Regions from separate parts of the Homo sapiens genome. Here all the other regions are linked to region 2. A link is an interaction called in ENCODE POLR2A ChIA-PET data of the cell type or tissue named here. Cell type or tissue: OCI-LY7. All regions are shown on one strand. Region 1 has its middle 46 kb from the start of MTF2. Region 2 overlaps DIPK1A (divergent protein kinase domain 1A). Region 3 overlaps CCDC18-AS1 (CCDC18 antisense RNA 1).

The links. Peaks named below come from ENCODE experiments on the same cell type or tissue, not always from the same donor. Only the 100,000 strongest peaks of a DNase experiment are listed, where the experiment ranks them.
Region 1: POLR2A ChIA-PET joins it to region 2 with 6 read pairs; 7 of 35 experiments call an interaction of 5 or more read pairs at or near these places.
Region 3: POLR2A ChIA-PET joins it to region 2 with 6 read pairs; 2 of 35 experiments call an interaction of 5 or more read pairs at or near these places.

What each region holds. Positions count from the first base shown.
Region 1 is chr1:93,031,768-93,034,267 of GRCh38, reverse strand. No RefSeq gene overlaps it. Among named protein-coding and RNA genes, the nearest start is that of MTF2, 46 kb to the left of the region's middle. In OCI-LY7, no CTCF peak of the experiment used is centred here; DNase peaks (open chromatin) are centred at 277, 1,147 and 2,385; H3K4me3 peaks cover 1,484 bases; H3K27ac peaks cover 2,121 bases.
Region 2 is chr1:92,952,782-92,955,281 of GRCh38, reverse strand. The region is part of intron 1 of DIPK1A (divergent protein kinase domain 1A); the gene reads left to right. Among named protein-coding and RNA genes, the nearest start is that of DIPK1A, 7.4 kb to the left of the region's middle. RefSeq lists a silencer at 591-774. In OCI-LY7, no CTCF peak of the experiment used is centred here; a DNase peak (open chromatin) is centred at 1,541; H3K4me3 peaks cover 2,230 bases; H3K27ac peaks cover 2,427 bases.
Region 3 is chr1:93,319,759-93,322,258 of GRCh38, reverse strand. All of the region lies in intron 8 of CCDC18-AS1 (CCDC18 antisense RNA 1), which reads left to right. Among named protein-coding and RNA genes, the nearest start is that of CCDC18-AS1, 25 kb to the left of the region's middle. In OCI-LY7, no CTCF peak of the experiment used is centred here; no DNase peak of the experiment used is centred here.

The DNA.
Region 1 (2,500 bases), 79 kb before region 2:
GCTATTTAATGTTTTTCTGAATAAAGAAAAATTTAAATTTAAAACTATTACCATGAATTTTAATGTTCATCTTTCCGTTGTGCAATGCCGGTTTTAAATGAAAATATCAGAGTATTTAACTCATGCAGAATCAACAAAATTACACAATTTGTATATTGTAGCTTATACACACACATATGTTTTGTTCTTACTAGAACAGTAGAAACACTGCACAAAACTAACTCAACTGTTTTTATTTCACTTCTTGATTGCACGTGTTCCTCCTAGCACTATCTTCAGCTTACTGATGAGTAAGGAGGAACTGAAAGGGAAAGAAACTAAGAGCTGTTATCTTTCCCTTTCCTTATAGGGCATCATTTTCTGTGTAAGTGGTTGGCTAATACAGGGAAGCAACATAAGCAAGAATGAATATGACATGATTCCTTTGATAATTTTTTTTAGGATGCCTTTGCTTTCTCTCTGCAGTCAAAACAGGCTCCGGTTTGAATGGAAAACATGGCCTCTCAGGACTGTCAGTGCCTACTTATTTGTGGACATACATGCTAATCATGTACTTCCTTTGTGTCTGCTACATTTCTAGGCATTGTGGGTCTGTAGTGGAATTCTGTGTTCATGGAGCAAATCTGGAGAGCCATATGCAGACAGATTTAGTAACAAAGACTGGAAGGCACTCATGTATCTTCTCTGCTCATGCCATTGTCCCATTGAACATCACTTACAAAATATAAGTTCAAAAGTAAAATAACTAAGAATTTCAAAATGGAGACAGCAGAGCATTCAACCAAGTGCAAAGCTCTTCTGAGAGTGGACCCTGTGTGATTGCACAGGTTGCACACCTGTGAAGCCAACGCTGATTGAAATACGAGATTTCTAAATCATTTTAGATACATTTTTGGATAAGCAGTGCATCTGAGGGCATAACATTTCTTGAGTTCTAATCTTTCTTCCCAACTGAGTGACTTTGAGCAAATGACGTATTGTTTGGCAAGTTCTTGGAATTGAATTGGATGTTTTCATCTCTCCCTTATCCTGTCCTGACTTAAAAAACTAGAAGAGTGAATTGCTGAGTCATTTTGCTCAACTTGTCGAAGTGAAGAACAGATGGCCCTGTTCAAAAGGTTTTAACCCCCAAGAGGGCCTGTGGTTGACAGGGAACAGGGGAGGGGTTGAGCAGTTGGATGTTGCTGGGAGCATGGGGCATGCATGTAGCTCAACGGGGCATGCATCTGATCCAGATGTGCATCAGGTAAACCAAGAGAGGTCTGATACAAAGCTCTTCAACCTCCTAACCCTCTCTAAGAAGCACAGCAGAGCATCAGAATAAATGGATAGAAAGGTAGTTTGTAAATTAAAATTGCAAATGCTCAACGATAATAAATATTGCTTTTTATCTACATGTCATTTAATGGCCTTAATAAAGGTAATCTATACAGATTGCCTAAGAGAAATATTTAAATAACAAGTTATTTATAATACTTACTATTTAACCAGAAAAATACGTTAATCAGATTCATGAAGGTAAAGCACAGAACAACTCTAAGTTATTTTATAACTATGATAGTAATACAAGCTCAAAAATATTTACCGAATGTAGAATTAGAAAAAGGAATCTAATTTTGAAGAAAACACTTTAAGCTGTGGTGATGGGCTGCTAGACACTATCAAATGCAGTAAATTCTACCATCCATTGTTCTATTAGTAAGAAATGCCTGTTATCTGAACATTTCCCTTTTTAATCCGATACCATATAATTATCATAGGATTTCATATATTATTTCATTATTATAGGATTTCAATTCTGTGTTCATGGGGCAAATCTGGAGAGCCATATGAAGACCCTGGGACTCATGTAGTAATCCAAAATTTTTGAATGGTGACATTACATTCTATTTTATTTCAATGATATTATCACATTTCAGTGCTTTGAAGACTCAGTTTCTAGAATATCTTATTTATAATGTACACATGGTATTTGATTACCAACATATCCTATTCTCTGGCCAAACATAAAAACTCTAGTAAGTAAAGATTTTATTTACTTAATTTCTAGATTAAGATTTCTAAATTTCTCTATACATCAAAAACATTTCTGCTTTTCAAAAAACTTTTCATTATTGTCAAATAAATGCAATACTTTTATTTACTTTTCTAGACCTCTGTCCTTCTATAGTTATAAAATTCACTTTTGTTGTTTTCATGTGCCAAAGCCTTATATCAAAACAATGTACTCTTTTAAAACTGCAAGATGCAAGTGTAAATTTTATCCCTGTACAGATGGTTAATACACTACTGATTGGTAAAGCGAGGTGGAAGCATGAGAAATACAATCCCAGACCAATTTGCCTGGCATTGTTCAAGCACAGAAGAATCAGAAAGCCCACGTGGGACCTTCCTCTACATTAAGAATACTCAGTGCATGAACAGATGCACCAGCCTTTTAAAATGATGGTGCATCTAGCTTGGTTATTTTCTTAAGAAAACTATTTAACTATTAACCAAT
Region 2 (2,500 bases):
GGATAAATGCATAATGACATGTATCCATCATTATTGTATAGAGTGTAGTTTCACTGCCTTAAAAATCTGTGCTCTGCTTATTTATCCTTCTGTCCCCACTGAGCCCCCAAAAGCCACTGGTCTTTATTGTCTCCATAGTTTTGCCTTTTTCTAAAATGTCATCTAGTTGGAATCACGTAGTATTTTAGGTAGCCTTTTCAAATAGGCTTCTTTCACTTAGTAATATGCATTTACGTCTCCTCTATGGCTTTTCATGGCTTAATAGCTCATTTCTTTTTAACGCTGAATAATATTTCGTTGTCTGGGTGTACCACAGTTTATCCATTCACTTACTGAAGGGCATCTTAGTTGCTTCCAGTATTTGGCAATTATGAATAAGGCTGCTACATAAACATCTGTGTGCAGGTTTTTTTGTGGAGTGCCCCAGTTTTTCATCTTGATGGATTATAGTATTATTTTTTATTCTCCATGAAAGTTTTCTTTTTTTGTAGCAGTTAGGTACATTTTATTGTTTTTATTTTTAAAAGTTGTTTCTAAAAGCAACACTATATCATCCTGTTAAATACCATCATTTTACATTGTCTGATTGAAGAGGTAAGGTGTTGTCGGCTGGGCACGGAGGCTCACGTCTGTAATCCCAGCACTTTGAGAGGCTGAGGCAGGTGGATCACTTGAGGTCAGGAGTTTGAGACCAGTCTGGCCAATGTGGCGAAACCCTGTCTCTACTAAAAGTACAAAAAATAGCCGGGTATGGTGGCATGTGCCTGTAGTCCCAGCTACTTGGGAGGCTGAGGTGGGAGAGCTTGAACCCGGGAGTTGGAGGTTGCAGTGAGCCAAGATCACGCCACTGCACTCCAGTCTGGGTGACAGAGTGAGACTCTGTCTCAAAACAAAAAAAAAAAAAAAAAAAAGAAAGAAAAGATAAAGTGTTAATATTTTTAACATATCCATTTCTTTTATTTATTTATTTATTTTTTTTTTTGTGAGACAGGGTCTTGCTTTGTTGCCCAGGCTGGTCTCAAACTCCTGGGTTCAAGTGCACCTTCCCACCTTGGACTTCCAAAATGCTAGGATTATATGTATGAGCTACTATGTCTGGCCATATTCATTTCTAGATGTTCAAATCATTTGCAAATAATTTTCCTTTAAAACTTTTTAATCTACGAAGTATGCGAGTTTAGAAAACCAGGATATTGCAATGTGCATGTTTTAATAACCCAAAATATTAGTAAATGAATTTATCTTTGAAAATAAGCAATTCCTTTTTTGTTGTTGATTGGGTATTTAATGAAATTAAATAGTTATCTTTCTTAGGTGTGATCATGGAATGGTGGTTATTTTTTTCTGTTTCATTTTTTGTTTTTTTAAATTATGGTCAAAAGCACATAAAATTTGCTATCTTAACCATTTTTAAGCATATAGTATAGTAGTATTAACTATTTTATGCACTTTGTGCAGCAACAAAGATCTGTGCAGCAGATCTCTAGAACTTCTTCATCCTGCAAAGTCGAAACTCTACCCATTGAACGACTCCTCATTTCCTCCTGCCCCTGGCCCTTGGTGACCACATTCTGCTTTCTGTTTCCATTAGACTGCTTTATACTTCATATAAGTGGAATCACACAGCATTTGTCTTTTTGTGACTGCCTTATTTCACTTAACATAATGTCACCCATGTAGATTATGACAGGATTTCCTTCTTTTTTAAAGGTGAATAGTATTCCATTGTATGTATATTCCACATTTCCTTTATCCATTCATTAGTCGATGAACATTTAGGTTGCCTCTACCTCTTGGCTATTGTGAATTGTACTACAATGAACATGGGAGTGCAAATATCTCTTTGAGATCTTGCTTTCAATTTTTTTGTATATCCAGAAGTGGGATTGTTGGATCACATGGTAATTCTATTTTTAATTTTTTTAGCAACCTTCATACTGTTTTCCAAAGTGGCTTTACCCTTTTACATTCCCACCAACAATACACAAGGGTTTCAATTTTTCCACATCCCCGTCTGCACTTCTTTTCTTTTTTTTTTTTTAAGAGTGACCATTCTCACGGGCGTGAGCTGATACCTTGTTTTAGTTTTTATTCACTTTCCTGATGATTAGTGGTGTTGAACATCTTTTCATATGCTTTTTGGCCATTTGTATATCTTCTTTGGAGAAAGTTCCTTCTTGATTTGTTGTTTCAGATTGATATTTATTCAACAGGGTTATGTGTTATTGTGAGCAGAGTTCCCCTTTCTTAAGAACAGGGTAAACATGTTTGAAGATATTCTTCCAAGAGAGATTTTAATGTATTAACAAGCTTCTGAATTAGTACATCCATTTCAGATGTAGCATAGTATCAGAGTCATAGACTATTATTAGATCTTAGAGCTAGTGCCACAAGTTTTACTCCCTGTCCCCCACTGCTTGAAAATTGGGACTCCTTATTTATTTTAAATCTAGAATGTTGATCAGGCTGCCATCCTATGTACCTTTCATTGGATCCTGTA
Region 3 (2,500 bases), 370 kb before region 2:
GTGTTAAAAAAGTCATTTTAAGAAACACCATTCAAAATTTGAGTACGAAAATTAATTTTGCAGCACAGATATACGTTGAGTAGAACTTACTGTTCAAATATAGAAAATGACCAATACATATAAGAAAAATATACTTATTTAATTCCTAAAAAACACATAGATTTTGCTGATAGGAAAAAGAGAAGCAGGGATATAAAGGCATAAATTGCATGCTTTCAAAACACACAGGCTGTATTGATGAGAAACAGAGATGTGTGGACATGGATGCGTGAAAGGACTCACTAAGGCTATAATGAAGGGCCATGAGGAAAGAAAGCATTGACATTTGTTCTTTCCTGGACCTTGACCTTGTGTTATCAGGACCAGATATAGCAGATCTTATAAAGAGGGTGGAAAACAAAACCAGTAGATTCACATAATTCAATTCCAGGCCAAGAATGTAAAAGACATGAGATTGGTGTTTTTGAAAGCCAATGCTACCTAAAGGGGTAAAAATTCAAATTGTTTCTTCCATAAAATTACTTTTTAAGAAATGATAATTAGAATTGAAACAACAAAACTCTCAACTACTGGTTTTTTACAAATACAACTTTTGAAGGAAGAGTCAAGAATAATTCATTACCCTTCTTAAAACCCTGTCCCACTGTTTCTCATTATCAGCCACTTTATGTCCCAAATCACAGAGAAAAGGGGGTCTTCCTTCTTTTTCCCACCCTTTTTTTTTTTTTAGACGATGTCTCGCTCTAACGCCCAGGTTGGAGTGCAGTGGTGCGATCTCAGCTCACTGCAACCTCCGCCTCCCGGGTTCAAGCAATTCTCCTGCCTCAGCCTCCTGAGTAGCTGGGATTACAGGTGTATGCCACCACGCCTGGCTAATTTTTGTATTTTTAGTAGAGATGGAGTTTGACCATGTTGGCCAGGCTGGTTTGGAACTCCTGACCTGAAGTGATCCTTCTGCCTTGGCCTCCCAAAGTGCTGGGATTACAGGCGTGAGCCACCACGCCCTGCCTTTCCCACCTTCCTTTAACCTCCTTCCAGAAGAAAGAAATAGCCAATTTAAATAAACATCTATTGTGTGTTGATTTTGTTGTCTGTGATGTTCAAGGTACTGGAGAATGAGCTGTAAATAAGACAGACAGCAATTGTGCCCCCCAGGAGTTGACGTTCTAATGAGGGATGACAGCCAATAAACATACAGAAAAAAATGAATTAGAACTTCAGGTGCTGATCAACATTATGAAGCTATAATAGGGTATTGTGAGAAAAGTGACTCAGGGAGATGGGATACTACATTAGCTGTGATAGTCAGGAAAGGGCTGAGAAAGTGACATCTGAGTCACTTTGTATCACCTAAATCAGGGGTCCTCAACCCCCAGGCCACAGACCCATACAAGTCTGTGGCCTGTTAGCAACCGGCCTGCACAGCAGGAGGTGAGCAGCATGTGAATGCGAAGTTTTATCTGTATTTATAGCCATTCCCCACCACTCGCATTACTCGCATTACTGCCTGAGCTCTGCATCCTATCAGATCAGCAGAGGCGTTAGATTCTCATAGGAGGGCAAACCCTGTTGTGAAATGTGCATTTAAGGGATCTAGGTTGCATGATCCTTACGAGAATCTAATGCCTGATGATCTGTCACTGTCTACCATCACTCCCAGATGGGACTTTCTAGTTGCAACAGGTTCAGGGTTTCCACTGATTCTACATTATGGTGGGTTGTATAATTATTTCATTATATATTACAATGCAATAATAATATACATAAAGTGCACAATAAATGTAATGTGTTTGAATCATCCCAAAACCATCCCCCATAACCCTAGTCCATGGAAAAAATTGTCTTCCATGAAGCTGTTCCCTCATGCCAAAAAGGTTGGGGACCACTGACCCAAGTGATAAAAACAAGGAATCTTTTTATTACCCAAGTGATAAAAAGAGATCCGGGGGGCTCTCCAAGCAGAATGAGCAAGAGGTGGGATGGCCTGAAGCATGAACAAACTTGGTGTGTTCATGGGACAGAGTATCAGAGTGGTTAGAGCTCAATGAACAAGGAGAAGAGTGGAGAGAGATGAGGTCAGAGACACAGATGGGGCAAGATTTGGAGAGCCTCATAGACTCTGATGAGAAGTTTGTTGATTATTCTGATGCAATGGGAAGTCTTTAGATAATTTTAAGCAAGGAAATTATATTCTCTGGTTTACGCTTTAGAAATATGACTCTGGCTGCTATGTGGATAGAGGAAGGACAATGAGGAATCAAGAGTGCAGCCACAGAGACCAGTGAGAAGTGATGATGGCATTGACCTAGATTGGAAGAGTAGAGATGGAAAGAAGTGGTTAGGTTCAGAATATATTTTGGAAGTTGGAGCTAATGGAACCTATTGATGAATTGGAAGTAGATACTGATGGATTGAATGTGCTGTGTGAGGAAAAGAGAAGAGACAAATAGGGCTCCTAGGTATTTGTCCTGAGCAACTGAGTGTATAATTGTGTAATTTA